Regions from separate parts of the Homo sapiens genome. Here region 1 is linked to region 2. A link is a loop called in an ENCODE intact Hi-C map of the cell type or tissue named here. Cell type or tissue: dorsolateral prefrontal cortex. All regions are shown on one strand. Each heading gives the region's core, and the rest is flanking DNA. Links, peaks and the distances in the headings are about the cores only. Region 1 holds the start of MIR4255 (microRNA 4255). Region 2 has its middle 150 kb from the start of LITATS1.

Region 1 (10,095 bases), core at 824-8,823, 170 kb before region 2:
CAGTCATTGGGAAAAAGAGGCAGAGAAATTGTATTTCCTCTGAGACTATTGTGAAGAGCTGTGTGTGTGACTCACCACTTTTTTGCTGGATTGCTTTCTCTGGGTCTTGCAGACCTGAGACTCCATTTTGCAGAAGAGTTGAAGGCAGATGATGCAGGGAAAATAACTGACTAGGAGGAAGGATACTGGGTCCCACTCCCAGCTTTGTCACAAACCTGTTTGAAAACCTTCAGTGGCTCCTTTGCCCTTAAGAACATTTCCAAATGCTGTAAGATGGGGGACAAGATCCTGCACCATCAGGCCTAGGCCACTTCTCCCACCTTGTCATGTATCACTGTTCTCTTGAATGCTCTGCTCCAGCCACAATAACTTCTGCTTGTTCCTCTGAAGGTCATGTTCTCTCTCCTGCCTCTGGCCCTCTTCAATGTCATTCCCTCAGCCTAAAGCTGTCTTTTTCCTCCCTCTTTGCCCAGAAAACCTTTCTCCTCCTTCAGCCTAAATGTCACCTCCTCCAGGAAGTATTCTATTGTCATCACCCCTAGATGAGGTCAGGTTGCTAAAATGCTCCCATGTCACTGTGGGTGTTTCCTAGTGGAGTGTGTGTTGCAATTTAATGTGCTTTTCCTGTCCAATCATCTAACTATCTCCAGTGTGAGCTTCATGAGGGCTGCACTCATCTGTGCTGCTCACCATTGTTCTCTAGCACTTAACACAGTGCTTGACACACTGTCGGTGTTTTAAAAGAATATGCTGCATAAGTGAATGAAGAAACAAATCAGTCAGGATTCTTAGTTGTAAGCAAGAAAAACCAGCCATGCCTGGTTCAAGGGAAAAAACAATTTCTTAGAGGGTTACTGAATAGCACACTGAATCAGAGCAAGTTCTAGGGCACCAGGACCCCACAGCAGAACAGTGGCCTAAGCTACCCAGCCAGACTTATTTGGGGAGGACACCACTACCATCCCCAGCTAGCTGCAAGACCCTGCAGCTGAGACCACCACCATCACCAAGCACTGACCCTTGACCCTCCCACAGCAGCACTGCCCCACCCCCAAACTCAAACCCTGACTGTTGGGGAGAGCTGCCAGCCTTGCACACCCTCCTGCTCACACACCCACATCCTAGCTGCAAGGGAGCCTGGGAAAGGGAGTACTCAGCCTTGCCTTTTTTTTTTTATTTTAAGTTCTGGGGTACATGTGCAGGACACACAGGTTTGTTACATAGGTAAACGTGTGCCATGGTGGTTTGCTGCACCTATCAACCCATCACCTAGGTAATAAGCATAGCATGCATTAGCTATCTTTCCTGATGCTTTCTTCCCGTCCCCCAACAGACCCCAGAGTGTGTTGATCTCCTCCCTGTGTCCATGTGTTCTCATTGTTCAGCTCCGACTTATAAGTGAGAACGTGTGATGTTTGGTTTTCTGTTCCTGCATTAGTTTGCTGAGGATAATGGCTTCCAGCTTCATCCATGTCCCTGTAAAGGACGTGATCCCATTCCTCCTTTTTATGACTGCATATTATTCCATGGTGTATATGTACCACATTTTCTTTATCCAGTCTATCACTGATGGGCATTTGGGTTGATTCCATGTCTTTGCAATTGAGAATAGTGCTGCAAGCATTGTTTTTTTCTTGAGTGGGAGGTGGGCTCTGTTTCCCATCATAAGTTGGAGAGTCATGAGTTGGAGAATTCCTTGGAACAGGGTACACAAGCCAGGGGGGTTAAAAAGACAGGGAAACATCCATCACAGCGATCAAAGGAATGAACCAATAAGCCAAAGGCCTTAATCAATTTCCCTCCCTTCTCTCTGCCTCAGTTTCCTCATTTGCAAAAGGAAAACATGTTAGTCTCTCAGTTCCCCTCTGGCACTAACATTCTATGCTACTGGTTTTGAGTTGTTTATCCAACATAAACAGGGTACAACCTCATCCAGGGAAAGAAGAATCTCCCAAAAGGTCTTCTATCAGTCAGGGTGGCCTGGCCTCTGCCACAGTAACAATTAACTCCCAGATCTGAGGGACTTACCATTCCAGAGAAAACTGCTACAACTGGAGGGGGCTTTATTGCCTAGAAAAGAAGAGCTTCGTCACCAACAGCCGCTGGCACTTTCTTTTGGTTCATAGGAGGAGCAGTGTTGTCTTGAACTCTACGGAAGGAACGATGGGTCAGAAAGGCTAAAGAAGAAACTAGCTAGGAAGCCTGAGGGCAAATTCAAAGGCAGGTAGCTGCAAGAGGAGGGGTTCACGAGCAGCAATCCTGATGATGATTCACTCATTTATTCATCCAGTTAGTCAAGAAATATTTTTTGAGCATCCATGATGTGTCAGGTACTCTGCTAGCCACTTGTTACTGGGATATGAGGGTAGGCAAGATTGAAAAGGTCCATGTCCTGCTCAAATTTATATTCTAGTGGGGAAAAAGGAGAAAAAAATGAGTAAGTAAATAATTAAGCAAAATACTTTCAGATGTTGATCAGTGTTATAAAGACATTAATCAGAGTGGTACAATGGAATGACACATGTGTGAGTGAGGGGCATTTTAGTTGCAATGGTCAGGGAAGATACCCTTGAGTTGACATTTAAGCTGAGCTCTAAATAACAAGAGGGAAGAAGAGCAAGCCAGGCAGAGGGAACAGCCAGGTACAAAGACTGAAGTAGGAACAAATGTAGCTGCAGCACCATAGGAGATGAGGTCAGAGAAGCAGAGAGTCTTTAAGCCATAGCAAGGAATCTGCATTTGATTCTGAGTATCATGGTTTGCAGGGATGGTGAATCGGCCGGCTTTAAGCAAGAGAATGGCATGATCTGATTTGATTTTGCATTCTTTTCAAAAGATCGCTTTGGCTGCTGTGTGGATTGTAGGATTGTCAGGGCAGCAAGGTAATAACAGAGCAAATACAATACCTAGTTCAGTAGAAACGAAATAGCCAGCAGAGAGTCTTGACTTTAGTCACTATTGCAGGTGAGAGATACTGCTGGAACCATATAGGGAGTTCTCATGCAGGGAGGATGTTTTTGTATATGAATTCCTGGAGGAGAGTCATCCAAAGATCCTTGTATTGGTTAGAATAGGGTAGGCTACACCACAGTAACAAATTAAACCCTAAGCTCCAGTGGCTTAATACATAAAGCTTTACGTCTTCCTCACACGGCGTGTTCATTGTGAGTTAGCCTGGGGTCTCGGCTCCACACAGGCACCCAGGAACCCAGGCCTAGAGAGGCTCCACCCTTGATAGCCTTATCCTCTTAGCCACTGTGGCAGGGGAAAAGCAGTCACGGCGATCTCACAAGTTCTCCTCCGAGTTTCATCATCTCTTCTCACATCCCATTGGCCAAACTAGTCACATGTCTCCACGTAGCTGCAAAGAAGCTAGGCAGGGTTGTCTTCTGCGGGCTCAGAAGAAAAGGAATGGGTATGTCTTCAGAGGCCTGAAATCCAAAGTGATAAGAGACCAAAGAATTGCCTAAAGAATAAATAGAGCTGCTTTTCTGCTGGAATATGCAATGTGACTTGGGAGCAAAACACACTTGTTTTAGGATGTATATGGATCTGGCTGGAGCACACTAGGAGGGGCCAGCCATCCAGAAGTGGAGGGTCATTCAAGACAGAATCTCCAAATGCCAGAAAAGTGGGCTTACCTCCAGGCTCCCCCTTAATTTGGCATCTGTTTTGTTTGTTCGTTTTTTTTTTTTGCTTCTCTATGATGTTTGTGTAGATACATATACATCCTGGAGAATTTTGTAAGCCTCTTTGCACTGTTATGTGATCTTTCTATTGACAATTGTTATGCATATGTATTTTTCTTTCTCTAATAACATCATTTTAAAACAATAATCATAGCTACGCTTTTATAAGCACCTTCTAAGCATCTCACCTATCATAGCTAATTAAATCCTCACCACAATCCTATAAGATAAATATTATTATCATCATTTATACATGGGGAAACTGAGGCATGGAGTGATTAAATAACTTGCATAAATCTCACAAGTTCTCCTCTGAGTTTCATTATCTCTTCTCACATCCCATTGGCCAGACTAATCATGTGTCTCCACATAGCTGCAAAGAAGCTAGGCAGGGTGGTCTTCTGTGCGCTCAGAAGAAAAGGACTGGATATGTCTTCAGGGGCCTGAAAGTGGAAGAGCTGGTATTCAAACCAGGTAGTCTGGCTCTGAAGCCCCTGCTCCTGAACTCTAGACTACAAGCTCTTGATACAAAGTGTGCCCTAGAAGGCTGGCCAAGATCCATGCTTGCTCTGAAAAGCAACTGTTCCCGGGAGAGGCTAGAAGAGAACAGCAAGTCCTCTTGGGCCACATTTCTGAATTGGTGACTTGCGACTTCATGGAAAGATGAGCCTTCCCCACGTGTACCCAAGAGAAACTGACCTGAAAGACACGTAAACAGTGGTCTCTGAGTACTTAAAAACAGCCAATGACAGACTAAGCCAAGAAAACCAAAGCCAACAGTTTGGAAGCTTTTATCTCCTTTCATTTTTCTACTTCATATCGGTTTGGCTTATTTTGTTTTCAACAAATACTTTTGAAAATCTCCTACAAAGAAGACACTCAGCTAATGCTATAAAGGAAATTATGGGGAGGAAATTAGGAGTGTAAGTCATAATCTCTTCCCTCAAGTCAGGGAAACTTAACAGAATCACATGACGAATTGGATCACTTTAAAAAGAGAGAGAGAATAGCACAATTCTAGACAAGACAATGTGATTCTTTGTTAAACGAGTGGTCAAGATGATGTAACCAACTGGCGCACAGGGGTGTAAGCAGATGAGAGGCATCACTGAGCTAGATGAGCAAGGAAGACTTGGAGCAAGAGGAGGAATTTGAATTGGGTTTTGAAGGACATGGCAAGAGCCAAACTAAACTGACTATGGGGATGGCTGGCCTGGGGAAGTGAGAGAAGGAGGGCTTTGCCCAGGGTTGGAGGCTCCTGGACAAAGGGCTAGGCAGGCACCCCTCAACAGATCCTCTCTGCAGGGAAGCTCCCACTTCGGGCTGTTGGAAAGTTCTCAGAACAGCAAGTTAAGACATAAGACTTAGGAGTTGGAAGGTGGGTTTGAGGGGACCACAGGCCCTGCTGGGCCCATGTCTGTTGCTCTTGCTGTAGGAGCAGCTGCTGGTCTCAGGAAAGCCATGTTTAGCTTTACGGCCACCTGAACATCTATAGGACCCTCTGTAGGAATGCCCAGTGCTGAGAACAAAATTGTTTTTAATTCCATTACCTACAGCCTTGAGGCTGCCACCTTCTACTCTTTGGGAAATTTGCTTCCATCACACACACACACATGCACACACACACACACACACACACACACACACATCAAACAAGCTAACAACAAAACACCTGTATATTTCCCTGTTGCATGAGTCAGAACCCACAACCCTCTCTAACTGATTTTAAGGAAAAAATCAATATATCAAACGTTGCCACATCACTCAGAATTTCAGGGAAGACTGGAGAGCTGGTTTTCTACATCGCCAGAAACAACATTCAAGTCATATGACTGGCCCATTTGTGGATATGGTCCTGCTGTTTCAGGCACAGGCACTGAAGCTTGCTTTGTGGGCCTGGAGCATGGAATACCCTTCCCAGGACATCACCGCTGCCTCCAAAAGTTTGATGGCTCTCTACCACCCTCCACCCCTTTGCCAACAGCTCAGCATTCACACAGAGCCTCCTGCCTCAAGGTGTCCTCTGCTGACTGGAAGGCTCTCATAGATGCAGCTGATTGGAGGAGCCCAGGTCACATGCCTACCAGTAGCTGCAAGGGAGGCTGGGAAAGTGAGTTCTGACTCCTGTCTTGGGGAGATGAGATTCATAATGGGGTAATTACCAGGGCAGCCATCCATCCTGGTGTCTTAGGAGAGTCTCAGGTTTTGTCTGTTGTTCCACATAATGATGAATAGCACCCTTTTTATTCTCAAACGTGTTTTGGTTTAGATCATCAATTATAGAGACACCTTAATAATTCTCAATAATAATTTTGGGGCTCATATGTCCTGTTTTCTCTCCTTTTCTTATTTTCTGCTCCTCCTACCCAAGCAGCACATACTGAATTTGCTAAAACCCTTCTATTGCAGAGCAAAAGGGAGGATATTCTCTGTGTTTTCAGGGAAAGCCCACAACAGACAATACATCAGAGGATTACATGTTCCTCCTAGAAGAAGAAGGACTTTTCCATGTGAGGTGAACAATCCAAATGAAAATTCAGGGAACAAATAAAAAGATGACTATAAGAACCTTCAGTTGGTCAGTTTACTTGGTGATATGGCTTGGCTCTGTGTCCCCACCCAAATCTCATCTTGAATTGCAACCCCCATAATCCCCACATATCAAGGGAGGGACCAGGTGGAGGTAATTGAATCATGAGGGTGATTTCCCCCATGCTAGTCTTTTGATAATAAGTGAGTCTCAAGAGATCTGATGGTTTTATAAGTGTATGGCATTTCCCCTGCTTGCACTTCTCCTTCCTGCCATCTTGTGAAGAAGGTGCCTTGCTTCCCTTTCACCTTCTGCCCTGATTGTAAATTTCCTGAGGCCTCCCCAGCCATGCTGAACTGTGAGTCAATTAAACCTCTCTCCTTTGTCAATTACCCGGTCTTGTGTATGTCTTTATTAGCAGTGTGAGAACAGACTAATACACTTGGAGGTCCAGGTTGGGGCCAGCTCATGGAGGGCCTTGAATGTCAAAAAAAAAAAAAAAAGACTTTGGACTTTGTCTCTGGGAAATAGTCATGTGGAAGGTCTCTGAATGGGGGAATAACCTGACCCAGTCCAGTTTACTTGAAAGAGCAAGAGTCAGACAGACCTGAGTTTAAATCACGATTCGTTGTGTGGAGTTAGGCATAGAGTGGAAAGTTGCTGAACCTCTTTGTGCTTCAAATTTATCATTTATAAAATGGAGAAACTAAAAGCTCCCTCTTGAGATTAATTGTAGAATAAATTAAAATTTAAAGCTCTTGGCACAGTATACAAATCCACAGTAGATATGTGACACGTGTTAGTTGTCTTAGCTGATGTCATGGCAGTATTTTGGGGAGCATCATAGAGCGAATGTATGCAGAGCAACAGGAAGAAGAGAGAGGCTGGAGGCAGGGAGGCCAGTGAAGAGGCAGCCAGGCAGGAGAGACCTGTGGATGAGCTACTAGGAACTGAGTGAGAGGACAGAGTCAGGCTAACTCTTCTTGCCTGGGTATTGTCAGGCCAGTGGTGACAACCTCAAAGTACAGCATGATGGCAGGCGGCTAGTTTAGAGAAATTTGTAAGAGAAAGATGAGACATTCATTGCAAGACATACAGGATTTAAAGGTTCAGACTGTCATCTAGGAGAGCTCTCCAGCAGAAAAGCTGAAGCTTAAAAATTGTCTGTCCAACCCCAGATCTTATAAGCTCAAAGAGAAAGTGTAATGAATAATAACAGGATGTGCATTGCTGCATGCTGGGACCAAGCCACAGAACCTGTCATTGGTGCAGGCAGGAAAGGCTAAATACACACCTGGATGGAAGAGACCTATTGGGGTCTTAAAGGGCAGAAAGGGACATTTTCGGCATTAAAGGAGGGTGACATGCTTGATTTGCAAGAAACAGAAAACCAATCAAGTTAGCTCACATAAAGAGGGCACATTATGAAAAAGATCTCACAGAACAAAAGCTCAGAAGTGCAGCTGAACCCGGACTTTCTCTGTTCATCCCCCAGGGCTGTGTAGACTCTTTTCTCTCTCTCTCACTGACATTCTTGCATGTTCTCCCTTTCTCCTGGTCAGCTTCTTCCATACGCTCACCCAATATCTGGTTTAGTCTAGTGCCCCTGCCCCTGATCTCACCTGGCTTTTCAACTTGAGAGCCTACCACCAACTAGGAGAGCAGTTTCTGTGTCTACTAGATTAAGTTCCCAGTAACTAGAAAAACTGGAATCTCCAGGAAAGCCTGTGGGAAAGGTGGGCCATGGAGCCATCTAATGTAAGAGGTCATTGAACTTTATAGAGCATCCTTCAGTGTTCAGAGATGGAGTCAGTATTGGTCTGGCCATTTTTAGGGCAAAGAGGCAGCATCATGCTGGAAGCAGTAGTCTGCAATGCTAGGATGTGACTCCCAAGCCCTTGGTCATACCCTCTACATTGTATATACAGCAAGCTTCAAGGTGCAGAGATAAGGACTTGGGAGCATGTTGAGGGATCTGTCATGAGGCTGGAGCACTGAATGCTTGGGTGTTGGGAGAACAAAAGATGAGCCTGGAGGGATCAGCAGGAGTCTCATCCTGCAGGAGGTGGAAATTCATCCTGATAGCAATGGGGAAGCCATGAAGTCTTTTCAAATAACATTTTTATTGAGCTGTAGTCTGCACACCATAAAATGTACCCTTTTAAAGTGTAACATTCAGTGATTCTTCAGTATGCCACAGAGTTGTGTAACCTATCTAATTTTAGAACATTTCATCATCACTTCCAAAAGAAATCCCATACTAATTAGCAGTCATTCCTCATTCCCCCTTGCTTGACAGTCCCTGGCAACCACTAACCCACTTTCTTTCTCAGTGGATTTGCCTATGCATGACATTTCATATACATGCAGTCATACAATGTGTGATCTTTTGTGACTGGCTTCTTTCCCTTAGCATAATGTTTTCAAGGTTCATCCATGTTGTAGTGTGTACTTCACTCCTTTTTATGGTTGTGTAATATTCCATTGTATTGATATACCACATTTTATTTATCCATTAATCAGTTGATGGTCATTTGTGTTGTTTCCACTTTTTGACTGTCATGAATAATGCTGCCATGAACACTTATGTACAAGCATTTGGGTGAAGATATGTCTTCATTTCTCTTGGATATATATCTAGGAGTGGAAATGTTCTATTATATTATAGAGTTAACTCTATGTTTAACTTTTTGAGGAACTACCAAATTGTTCAAAAGTGGCTGTACCATTTTACAATTTGATTAGCAATGTATCAGGGTTACAATTTCTGCATGTACTTGTCAATCTTTGTTATTATGTGTCTTTTTTATTTTAGCTATTCCAATGCATGTAAAGTGGTATCTCGTAGTGGTTTTAATTTGCATTTCCCTTATGACTGATTATATTAAGCATCTTTTCATGTGGTTATTGGACAATTGTATATCTTCTTTGGAGAAATTTCTGTTCAAATTATTTGCCCATTTTAAAAACTGAGTTACTTTCCTTTTTATTATTGAGTTGTAAGAGTTCTTTATATATCCTGAAAACAATACCCTTATCAGATATATAATTTGCATATATTTTCTCCCATTTTTGGATTTGTCTTTTCACTTTCTTGATGGTGTCGTTTGAAGCATGAAAGTTTTAATTTTGATGAAGTCCAGTTTGTCTATTTTTTGTTTGTTTTGTCACTTGTGCTTTTAGCGCCAAATCTAAGAATCCATTGTCCAATCCAAGGTTATAAAGATTTTCTCCTGCATTTTCTTCTACAAGTGTTATAGTTTTAGCTCCTATGTTTAGATCTTTGATCCATTTTTAGCTGATTTTTGTATATGATGTGAGGTAGGGTTCTACTTCTTTCTTTTTGGCAAGTGGCTATACAGTGTCCAGCATCATTTGTTGAAGACTATTCTTTCCTTCATTGAATTGTCTTGGCAACCTTGTTAATAATCAGTTGGCCATAGATGTATGGGTTTAATCTATCAACTCAATTCCATTCTATTGATATACATGTCTATCCTTATGCCAGCCCTGTACTGTCTTGATTACCGGGTTTTTTTTTTTTTTTTTGTAGTAAGTTTTGATATCAAGCAGTAAGAGTACTCATACTTTGTTATTGCCTTTCAAGATTATTTTGGTCATTCTGGGTCCCTTTACATTTCATATGAACTTTAGAATTAGCTTGTGAATTTCTACAAAGAAGTCAGCTTGTATTCTAACAGGGATTGCATTTAATCTGTGGATCAATCTGGGGAGTATTTCCAGCTTAACAAAGCTTCTGACCATGAATATGAAATGTCTTTCCATTTATCTAGGTCTTCTTTAACTTTTTCAACAATATTTTTCAACTGTATTGTTGGTTATACAAGTCTTGCACTCCTGTTAAATGTATTCCTG
Region 2 (10,095 bases), core at 878-8,877:
CGAAGAAGCCCAAAGGAAGCACTCCATCACGGGAAGAATGTTTTTATAAGCGTGCTCTTTGAGGGCCCCGAGTGAGGGGCTGCGGCAGCGCGGGGACGCGGGATGGCTGCACATTTACGGGGAACGACGGCGGGGGTGGGCACAGGCAGGTCCAGAGCTGCCGCTGGGAGGAGGGGTGTGCCCATGGTGTGTGGGTTCGGGAGGAGTGTGTGGGTTCACACAGGCGTGTGGGGGTGTACCTTCATGTGCCTGTGCTTCAGGAGGGTGTGGGGGCGTCTGGGAGGGTGTAGAGGTGTCCACGTGTGCTCATATGTGTGAGTGCACGTGTGTGTCTGTGAGCCAGGGCAGGAGGGGGATGTTAATATCTACAGTGTGTGAGGAGATAAGTGCGGGGTGGTGGGGTTCAGATACGTGTTCAGGATCCTGGAGCTTCTACAAGCGTGTAAGAGTAGAGGTGTGTAAGTGTGTGTGTGCTTGCATAAGGGTCTAGGTGTGTGTCTCTGGGTGTGTGTGTGTCCCTGGCTGAGGGCCCAAGTGTGTGTGGGTGTGCCTGAGTGTGTGTGTGCCTGTCTGTTGGGGGTGTGCGTGTGTATGGGTCTGGGTGAGGGCCTGGGTGTATGTGTGTCTAGGTGTGTGTGTGTCCCTGGGTGAGGGCCTGAGTGAGTGTGTGTGCCTGTCTGTTGGAGGTGTGCGTGTGTATGTGTCTGGGTGAGGGCCTGGGTGTATGTGTGTCTAGGTGTGTGTGTGTACCTGGGTGAGGGCCTGGGTGTGTGTGTCTCTGGGTATGTGTGTGTGTGTGTCCCTGGGTGAGGGCCTGGGTGTGTGTGTGTCCCTGGGTGAGGGCCTGGGTGTGCGTGTGTCTCTGGGTGTATGTGTGTGTGTCTCTGGGTGAGGTCCTGGGTATGTGTATATCCCTGGATGAGGGCCTGGGGGGGTGTGTGTGCCCCTGGGTAAGGGCCTGGGTGTGTATGTGTCTCTGGGTAAGGGCCTGTGTGTGTGTGTGTGTGTGTGTGTGTGCGCGTGTGTGCCTGGGTGAGGGCCTGGGTATGTGGGGCGTGTCTAGGGAAAGACCTGGGCATACATTCCTGTGCACATGATAGAGAGGGTATGTGTGTGGCATATATGTGATCATTCACGTGTCTACCTGAAGAGGGACAGAATGAGTCTAACTGACAAAACCAGCTTCCCCAGGCCCCACGAGTGATTATTTTCTTGCAGTCCCCAGGGCCTCCTGAAAATGTGGGTGTGGCCCTAAGCACAGGCCCTTAGGACCTCATAGTTCACGCCAAGGTTGTCCCAACACCTAGGAGGTTCCTGGGAGGCTGGGGATGCACCCTGAACTGGGGATTGGGAATGAGGAAGGGGGCATCAGTGCCCAGAGATCCTCTCCTTCCAGACTAGATTCTGGGTGCAGAGTCAGGGCTCCAGAGGATCTCAAGATCCCCCTCTCAGAAGGGGCACTCAGTTCCGGGTTGACACTAAAGCCTACAAGAGTCATGTCCATCTGAGGATGGCCACGGGGTGGGAGAAGTAGGGCAACCCTGGAGCAGCCCACAGAGGTACTGGTAGTGCTCAAGCCGCCTGACCAGCCTAGAGTCTGCCAAGGCCAGAAGAGCCAGACCTGGAGACAGCCAGGATGCAGGAGAAGGGTGGCTGCCTTGTGCCCAGGAGTTACTAAAAGGGACGCTGCAGCCTAGGGCTCTGCAGTTTTCTGGTCTGAGGAATGCGCCCCTGGTGCTGGAGGGAGATGGAAAGAAACATGCACCAAGTACCCAGCATGTGCCCCACCCTGTGGGAAGTGCTTTACAAACTTGGTCTCATTTCATGATCATCAGTATTGATACCACCATGCACTCACCACCAGCAGGCACAGGCACTGTAGCAAGGGGTCTACACTCAGAATCCCCCTGGATTTTTCTTAAGAATCTTTACTGAGGACCCATTCTGTGCCCACCAAGGACTTTGAGTACATTATTTATTATGATTATGAGCATGATTATTATAAATAGCTATCACTAGATGTTGGTGGGAATGCAAATTAGTACAGCCACTATGCAGCACAGTATGGAGGTTCCTCAAAAAACTCAAAATAGAACCACCATATGATCAGCAAGCCCGCTACTGGGTATAGATCCAAAAGAAAGGAAATCAATACATCAAAGAGATAATCTGCACTCCTGTGTTCATTGTAGCACTCTTCACAGTAGCTGAGAGACGGAATCAACCTAAGTGCCCATCAAGAGATGAATGGATAAAGAGAATGTGGAATACATACACCATGGAATATTATTCAGCCATAAAAAAAAGTATAAAATCCTGTCGTTTGCAGCAACATGGATGGAACTGGAGGCCATGAGGTTAAGTGAAATCAATTAGGCACAGAAAGACAAATATCACATGTTCTCACTCATAGGTGGCAGCTTAAGAAGGGGATCTCATGAAGATAAAGAGTATATTAGTGGTTACCTGAGGTCAGGAAGGGGAGAAGTGAGGGGTATGGAATAAATAAATAAATTGCTACCACAAATTGACCCCTTATTCTGTGCAAAGTATGTGCGTGTGATTCACACACATGATCTCATTATATGAATAGTAATAGCAATAGCCAACGGCTGATTGAGCCCCTAATGTGAGCATTATGTCTATAACAACATGACGTCCTCCCTGAGGAAGGTGAGGGTCAGGGCCAGGCAGCCAAGTGCTTTGGGTCCCACCACCAACCAGCAGAGGATCCAGCATTAGAACTGTGGCCTGCCTTCCAGAAGGCTCCTTGAGGGAAGGTTCTAGCAAGAATATCTCCTTTGCCTGCCTCTCACCCTGGAGCCTCACACCAGCTGAGCAGACGGCAAAACCAGGGTGCACTTGCTTGCGGACTGATGGAGACTGTTAAATTCATTCAACAGTCAGGTCCGTGGGTGGAAACCACCCAAGTCCTCCACTTAATAGAAAAAAGTAATAAGTGCTAAGGAAAACCTCCTGACCTCAGTATTCATATCAGAAAACATCCTGCAAAATAAAAACAGTAGCATCTGTAAACTGTTTCACCTTTCCGCATATTATGGTGCCCAAGGTTGCACACTGGGGAATGTCAGAGCCAGGATTCAGCACAACTCTCCTTCCCCACCCATGCTCTTAGAGATCCAGGACTGGGGAGAGCATGACTTATTTTTCTCTGTTCCAAAGAGGATATTCTGGAAACGTATGATTGTGTCTGCTGTTGAATGTGTAGTCTATTTTATAAAAAGGTATGTGCAAAAGGAGTGGCCAGGGTGAGCCCCGGATGAAGCAGAGGATGGAGAGGAGACACAGGCAGGAGTGGGGACTTGTGACTTTGAGGTCCTGGGGGCTGTGCCCTGGGGTTGGTGGATGTGAGAGCAACAGAAGACAGGAGTTTCCTGGGAGCAATTATTCTACTTGGAAGAGGAGCAGGAGGCAGAGGAATGGAACACAAATTTATTGAACATCAACTGCGAGTCAGGCACAGTGCTAGGCCCTTACCTTCCTAATCCCATTTAATCACCCCATCCACAAAGCAGACAGAAAATGTCCATCCCACAAATGACAATGCTGAAGCTCAGAGAGTTTAAGTAAGTTGCTTAAGATCACACAGTTCATCAGCAGGGAAACAGAATACAAAACCAGATCAGGAGAGCTTATTCTCCTATATGTCAAACTTTGTGCACCTGACTTCCAAGCCTTCCTGCTGTAACTGTGGGCCTGGAGCCTCCTCAGCCCCAGAGTCCTCAGCCTTCAGCTCCCCTGTGAGCACTGCTCATCCTTCTGATGGAATTTGGAATCTTGTTGGCCTGAGAGCCGGGGACCTCCATTCTCTGCCCCAATTTTCCTTCCCAAAATGCTAGCCTGAGACCCTCTCTCTGGTCTTTGAAGGAGCTGTCCACTCTCCCCAGACCCTCCCAAAGCCTCTCCTTTGCTGGCCTGGGCACCCACTGCTCTCACAGCACATGCTCTGGGTGGAAGGAAGCAGGGAAGCTGCTCTGCTCCCTCGTCTCTTCCCCAGTGGATTTCTGCTCTGTCCTGCACATTCTATGGAGGAAAAGGGTCCAACTTTGACCGTCTGGGACACCTTCCCAGCAAGTGTCCTCTTCTCCAGATCATGGCCCTTTCTGAGTTATACCCTCCCCAGTGGGCATTTAGCTCATTTCTGGAACTAAATGGCCAGTGGCTGGCCTGGTCAATGGACAAGTTATACTCCTATTCATCCTTCAGATCTCAGACCAAACATCACTTCCTCAGGGAAGGCCTCCCTGACCCACCCGCGGACGCTCATTGCACTGTAAATTTGTCCCTCAGATTATTCTATACAATATCCAACCAAATCATACATAACATCATTCAGCGTTCGGTATTTGCCTCCCCTAATGAGCTGTGCACGCCATGGAGGTAAGGATTCTGTGTATCTTGTTCGACTATGAATCCCAGGCATTCTGCACACGATAGGAATGCAGTAAATATTTACTGAATGAATAATGAATGAATGCTCCAGACAGAATTGGGGCTCCCTCCTCTGGGCTCCCACAGTTCTCTGGACACAGCTTCTTTACCACTCTATCACACTGTGCCATAAGCCTCTATTTCAGAGTCTCAAACTCACAGCACGAGAGTCAAACCAGGCCCACAATTTTAAAGTAAGAGATGTTTTATATATATATATAGATAGATATAGATATATATATATATAGATATATATATATAGATAGATAGATAGATAGATATAGATAGATAGATAGATATAGATATAGATATAGATATAAAACCTAAACATTTAATTTATCTTGAAGAATAGGAAGATATGGCAGTGTTGTGCCACATTCCCACCTTGCAACAATCACGTGGAACTGAGTGGCAGCTGCCACCCTCTAGGTGGGGCCCCAAGTCTCCAGGTTGCCCCTCCCCAACTCCCTGTTCTTCTTACTCAGACCCAATTCACCCATCTCCATTACCACCCTGGCCATGGAAGGCACTTGGGTTTGTGACCCCCCTCTCTGTTTCCATAGCCCTTCCCCTTCCCTCCCCCGGCTGAGCACTCCCCTGCATGGGGTCCACACGGAGAAGATGCACCTCAAGGTTGGCTGAACGAGTGAACAAAAGCCAGAGCAAAAGGAAGCTACAGGGAGTGGTGACACCAAGTGGAGTGAACCTGAGTGTTGAGAGAAGAGAATGCCTTCCCTGAGGAATGGGAGCACCGGATTAGACGCTCTTTAGGGATTAGTCCAGAAAAGATAATTGAGTGTACCAAACACTTTGTATTTTGTCTCATTAGCTGCTCTGATGCTTGCCATGCTTAAAGTTGAGGGTGGTAAGTAGGTTAATCTCATTGAACTGGTTTAATAAGTAGAAATCCATTTTTAAATGTCTCCCAAGGATGGAAATCTTTGCTATGGCCCGGCTCCCCAAAGCGGCCTGGGACTCTACTGCCACCTGGTGACAATGAGTGCATATTGCAGGAAGAGTGTACTAAAAAGACAAGTGGTCAAGAACCTGGACCCTCCCCTGCCAGAAACAACCCTGAAAAGGGGACCCGGCGCCGTGGTTCACGCCTGTAGTCCCAGCACTTTGGGAAGCCGAGGCAGGCAGATCACGAGGTCAAGAGTTCGAGACCAGCCTGGCCAATATGGTGAAACCCCCGTCTCTACTAAAAACACAAAAATTAGCTGGGCGTGGTGGCAGGCGCCTGTAATTCAAGCTACTCAGGAGGCTGAGGCAGGAGAATTGTTTGAACCCAGGAGGCAGAGGTTGCAGTGAGCCGAGACTGCACCATTGCACTTCAGCCTGGGTGACAGGGCAAGACTTCGTCTCAAAAAAAAAAAAAAGAAAGAAAGGAAGGTAACCAGTGGAGCTGAAATTACTGGTTTAAAGGAGGAATTAAATTTAGTGCAACTCAAAACACAATTACCTAGTATTTGAGGTATCTGAGCTTGGAGTTTCCAACCCTCTGGGAGCTTCTAACTATAATCACGACAGACATACATAATTTACTCTAATGCAAAGTAGACTGAGGCCCAGGTCCAGAACTGTCAAATCCTTCTGCATGTGGGTGCTTCTGCTCAGCTTGAACTAACAACCAAGAGCTGGCAAATATGGACCAGGCACCAAGTAAAGTGTTTCTTACACATTTTTCTTTTCTCCAGTAAACCTTCACAACAATCTTCTAAAGTCCTATTATTACCCCATTCTACAGGACAAGGAAATGGAGGCTCAAAGAGTTGACATCAAGTGCCCATGGTCAAGAGCTACCATGAGCAGCAGAGAAAGGACTCAGGTCTGGCTTAGGTCTGGCTGACTCCAGGCCCTTCACTGCTTCTCTATAGTTTCCTATCTGCTCTAGACCCAAGGTAACCTCTTTGAAATTCCAGAGCTCACCCAAAACCAGCATCTCCCCTACCTGTAATTCCTGGAAGGACGGAATAGCACAAAGAGGAATGTTAGAACTTCCCACCTCATACCTTGGTTGTCTCCCTGTCCTTTCTGTCCTCTCCTCCTCCGCCTCTGTTCTACAAGACCCTCTGGGGCTCTTCTGGTCCCTGCCTGCCCCAGGGGAGGCTAGCTGCCTGTCCTGAGTCTGGATCCCAGGATTTTGGTCATCCCCATGCCAAGTTCACATCCCATCTGGTGGCATGGAGCCTGGTTTGCTGATCGGCAAGTTCACAGCATGAGCCTGTGCTCCCCAGAGAGAAATACAAAACCATAATTGTCCCCAGATTGGCTTGTGTTCTTTGTAGAAAGAAACAATACACAGCCTTTGTGTTCAAAAGAAAAAATTACTGAAACAAAAAATTTCCAGTTCACACTCTTTTGAATTGAGAGAAATAAGTAAACACTATTTCCCAAATCTATGTTCACTGGGAAGCCTCCTTTTATTATATTTATGCAAAAACATGAGCCAAATCTCATCCTACGCTGATATAAGACACATTTGATAATAAAATGCAAACGCTGTTTGCAAAGAATTAGAGAGGATCAAGTTCTGGTCTATTGTGAGGACTAGTTTTAAAATTAAGACTTTTAAGCTTCATGTATCCCAATTTTATTTTGCAATAATCCATGCCTTCAACTTACCCTGTTTATATTTGCTCCGAAAAATGTAGCCAAAAATTCACTGAACATTGATTGTGAAAAGGGTAACTCATTATCTGCTTTCATCCAGAAATAACAGAGAACGAAAGAAAGGTGTTTGCTTGTGTTCCCACAATTCTTTGGGAAATATTTGCTTTCAGACATTTTGTAATATTGTGACGTGTGCACATTTCTGCATGGAAGCTTTGTAATTTTTAAAAAGATACCAAAAGGAGCAGAAAGGAGACTAAAGGTTTGCACCTGTGCCCAGGTCACAGCAGAGCCTAATCTGCATACTCACCTGAAGGATTATGGGACATTGCCATAGCCCTCCGATGAGCATTGACACGAGGGGTCTCCAAGCAAGGAGGACTTTGGGAGGTTGCTGGAGGGACGTTGCATACTAAGCCCCATGGCCATGAAAGGAATATAGAGAGACCACCCCTGGTGCTAAAAAGGACACTCTCAGGGGGAGAGGGAAGGCTTACAGGAAAGCTACCCTAAGCCAAAAAGTAAGTAAAAGTATATGACCCACTATAACAGTGGAAGCCAGTGGCTTCCTCAATGGTATAACAGACAGGCTAGGGAGCCCCAGTGCCTGCTGACCAGTGTCCTGGGTTTCAACCCCCCGGCTTCTGAATCTCCCCCTTTGCTTAGGAGTTGAGCCTAGCCCACTTGGGATTTGCATTCACTGCCTGACCAGCGCCCCATCCCATTTCTATTCCTACCTCTCCCCTTGCCTTCCCTTTTTCATCTTCCGTTCATCCATCTTGCTAACTGACGGATGTGTTTCCATTACTGCCAACATTCACATTAAAACTCTCTGACCTTTATGTCGCTTTTTTTCTGTTCTTTCTAGAGCACTTTTACTTACACGAATGCTTCTTCAACTGAATACACACAACCCTTGGGGGCTCCCACCCGTGGGCCAGGGAGTATGCAGAGCCACATGACAAACACGGCCCATCTTGCTGGCACTGAAATTACCCAATGATAAGTAACTTAAAACACTGTGTTAAAAGAAACAACATGGATACATTATGGAGCAGAATGCAAAATGCACCTGAATTTTTAAGCTACAGTAAGACTTCAAATAAATTCTGAGCTTGTGGCTATCTGCTTTAAGCTATACCCTCAAACCCCAGGATACAGCTTACTCTCTTTTGCCATTAGGTTTTGCTTTAGTGGAAAAGCTGGAGAAGCTCTGACTTAATTTATCACATAAAATTCTCAAACTAGGCCAGGCATGGTGGCTGACGCCTGTAATCCCAGCACTTTGGGAGGCCAAGGCAGGCAGATCACCTGAGGTCAGGAGTTCGAGACCAGCTTGGCCAACATGGTGAAACCCCATCTCTACCAAAAATACAAAAATTAGCCAGGCATGGTGGCAGGCGCCTGTAATCCCAGCTACTTGGGAGGCTAAGGTAGGAGAATCGCTTGAACCTGGGAGGTGGAGGTTGCAGTGAGCCAAGACCACACCACTGCACTCCAGCCTGGGCAACAGAGCAAGACTCCATCTCAAAAAAAAAAAAGAAAAAAGAAAATTCTCACAACAGCCCTTTAAAAAGCTAAACAGTTTTAGAGATGGAAAAATAGGGACTCAGAGATGCTTAGCAACTTGCCCCGGGTCACCTAGCAAGCAGGTGTCAGAGCCTAATGTCTATCCAGCTATTCTGGCTCCAGGCAGGATACTCATTCCATTGCAAGGTATCGCCAGGTGCCTTGAACTTCCCGAGGCAAGAAGACCCTGGAGACAGGTAGCAGGGTGGCCAGGGCTGGGGTGGCTTCAAAACTCACAGACAAGCAGATGCTTCAAGTCTGGGAAGCCTAAGCCCAGGTGGCTGCAATTCTGATGTCACCTAGATAAGCCACTGTCAACTCTGCCATCCCCTTCCCCAGGCTCAGAGGCTGAGGACAGAGAAGCTGGGGTTGTGCCCCAGTTCTTTCTAGTAAGACTCAAAGGACAAAGGGTGGGCCCAGGGAACATGGGTGACCCTGGCCTCATCCTCAGTGCCCATTGCTGTCAGGGCAGGGGCTCCAGCTTGCAGCACTCTGGGCCCAGCAGGATTCTATAGACTGCTGCTGAATTGGCTGGGACAGGATTGAAAACCCCACACCTTTCCCACTCAGCCACCCTCTGTGAGGTTATGGCAGGAGTCCCTTCCCAGAGTCAGGAGGCCTAAGTTCTAGCCCAGTTTCTCCAAAAGAAGCTCAGGCCAGGCCCTCCTCCCTCTGGCTCTGGCACAGCGGGGCTCACTCAAGCACAGTGATTGAGCTCAGGGGTTCTCGAGCCAGAGCTACCTGGCTTCAAATTCCAGTTTTTCCATGAACTAGCTGTGTGGTCTTGGGTATGTTACTTAAGTGCCTGTGCCTCAGTCTCCTCACCTATAAGTGGGGGATGCTATGTGTGCTTACCCTCAAAGGCTCGTTGCGAGGGTTAAGTGAGTTAATCCACATAAGGCAATTAGAACTGTGCCTGGGCCAGGCGAGGTGGCTTGCGCCTGTAATCCCAGCACTCTGGGAGGCCGAGGCGGGCGGATCATTTGAGGTCAGGAGTTCGAGACCAGCCTCGCCAATATGGTGAAACCCCCGTCGCAACTAAAAATACAAAAATTTGCCTGGCATGGTGGTGGGCGCCTGTGGTCCCAGCTACTCGGGTAGCTGAGGCAGGAGAATTGCTTGAACCTGGGAGGCAGAGGCTGCAGTGAACGGAGATCACCCCAATGCACTCCAGCCTGGGTGACAGAGTGAGACTCCATCTCAAAAAAAAAAAAACAAAAAAAAAACTTCGCCTGGACCCAGTCAGTGTTTGGTGAAGGTGAGATGTTATTATAGTAAAACGGAGGACGAGGGAAGGTAGGGTGGCCCCAGGGACCCTCCCCAACTCCCCGTCCTTGCAGCAGAGCGTCTCTGACTGGCAGATAGGACGGCCGCCCATGCACGGCCACCTTTTTTTCTGGCTCCTGCTATGTCAGACTTAAACAGCTGCCCCAGAGTCAACTGCCACTTCCCATCTCTCCA

What was found. Peaks named below come from ENCODE experiments on the same cell type or tissue, not always from the same donor. Only the 100,000 strongest peaks of a DNase experiment are listed, where the experiment ranks them.
Region 1: it touches region 2 in a loop (2.2-fold over the local background); 2 of 110 quality-filtered maps call a loop at or near these places.

What each region holds. Positions count from the first base shown.
Region 1 is chr1:37,153,563-37,163,657 of GRCh38, forward strand. MIR4255 (microRNA 4255) reads left to right here and starts at 8,001; the gene lies at 8,001-8,072. In dorsolateral prefrontal cortex, for the core only: no CTCF peak of the experiment used is centred there; DNase peaks (open chromatin) are centred at 4,249 and 4,776; H3K27ac peaks cover 1,414 bases.
Region 2 is chr1:37,318,526-37,328,620 of GRCh38, forward strand. No RefSeq gene overlaps it. Among named protein-coding and RNA genes, the nearest start is that of LITATS1, 150 kb to the right of the region's middle. In dorsolateral prefrontal cortex, for the core only: CTCF peaks have their summits at 5,445 (motif pointing left) and 6,724; a DNase peak (open chromatin) is centred at 6,626; H3K4me3 peaks cover 473 bases; H3K27ac peaks cover 1,400 bases; H3K27me3 peaks cover 2,185 bases.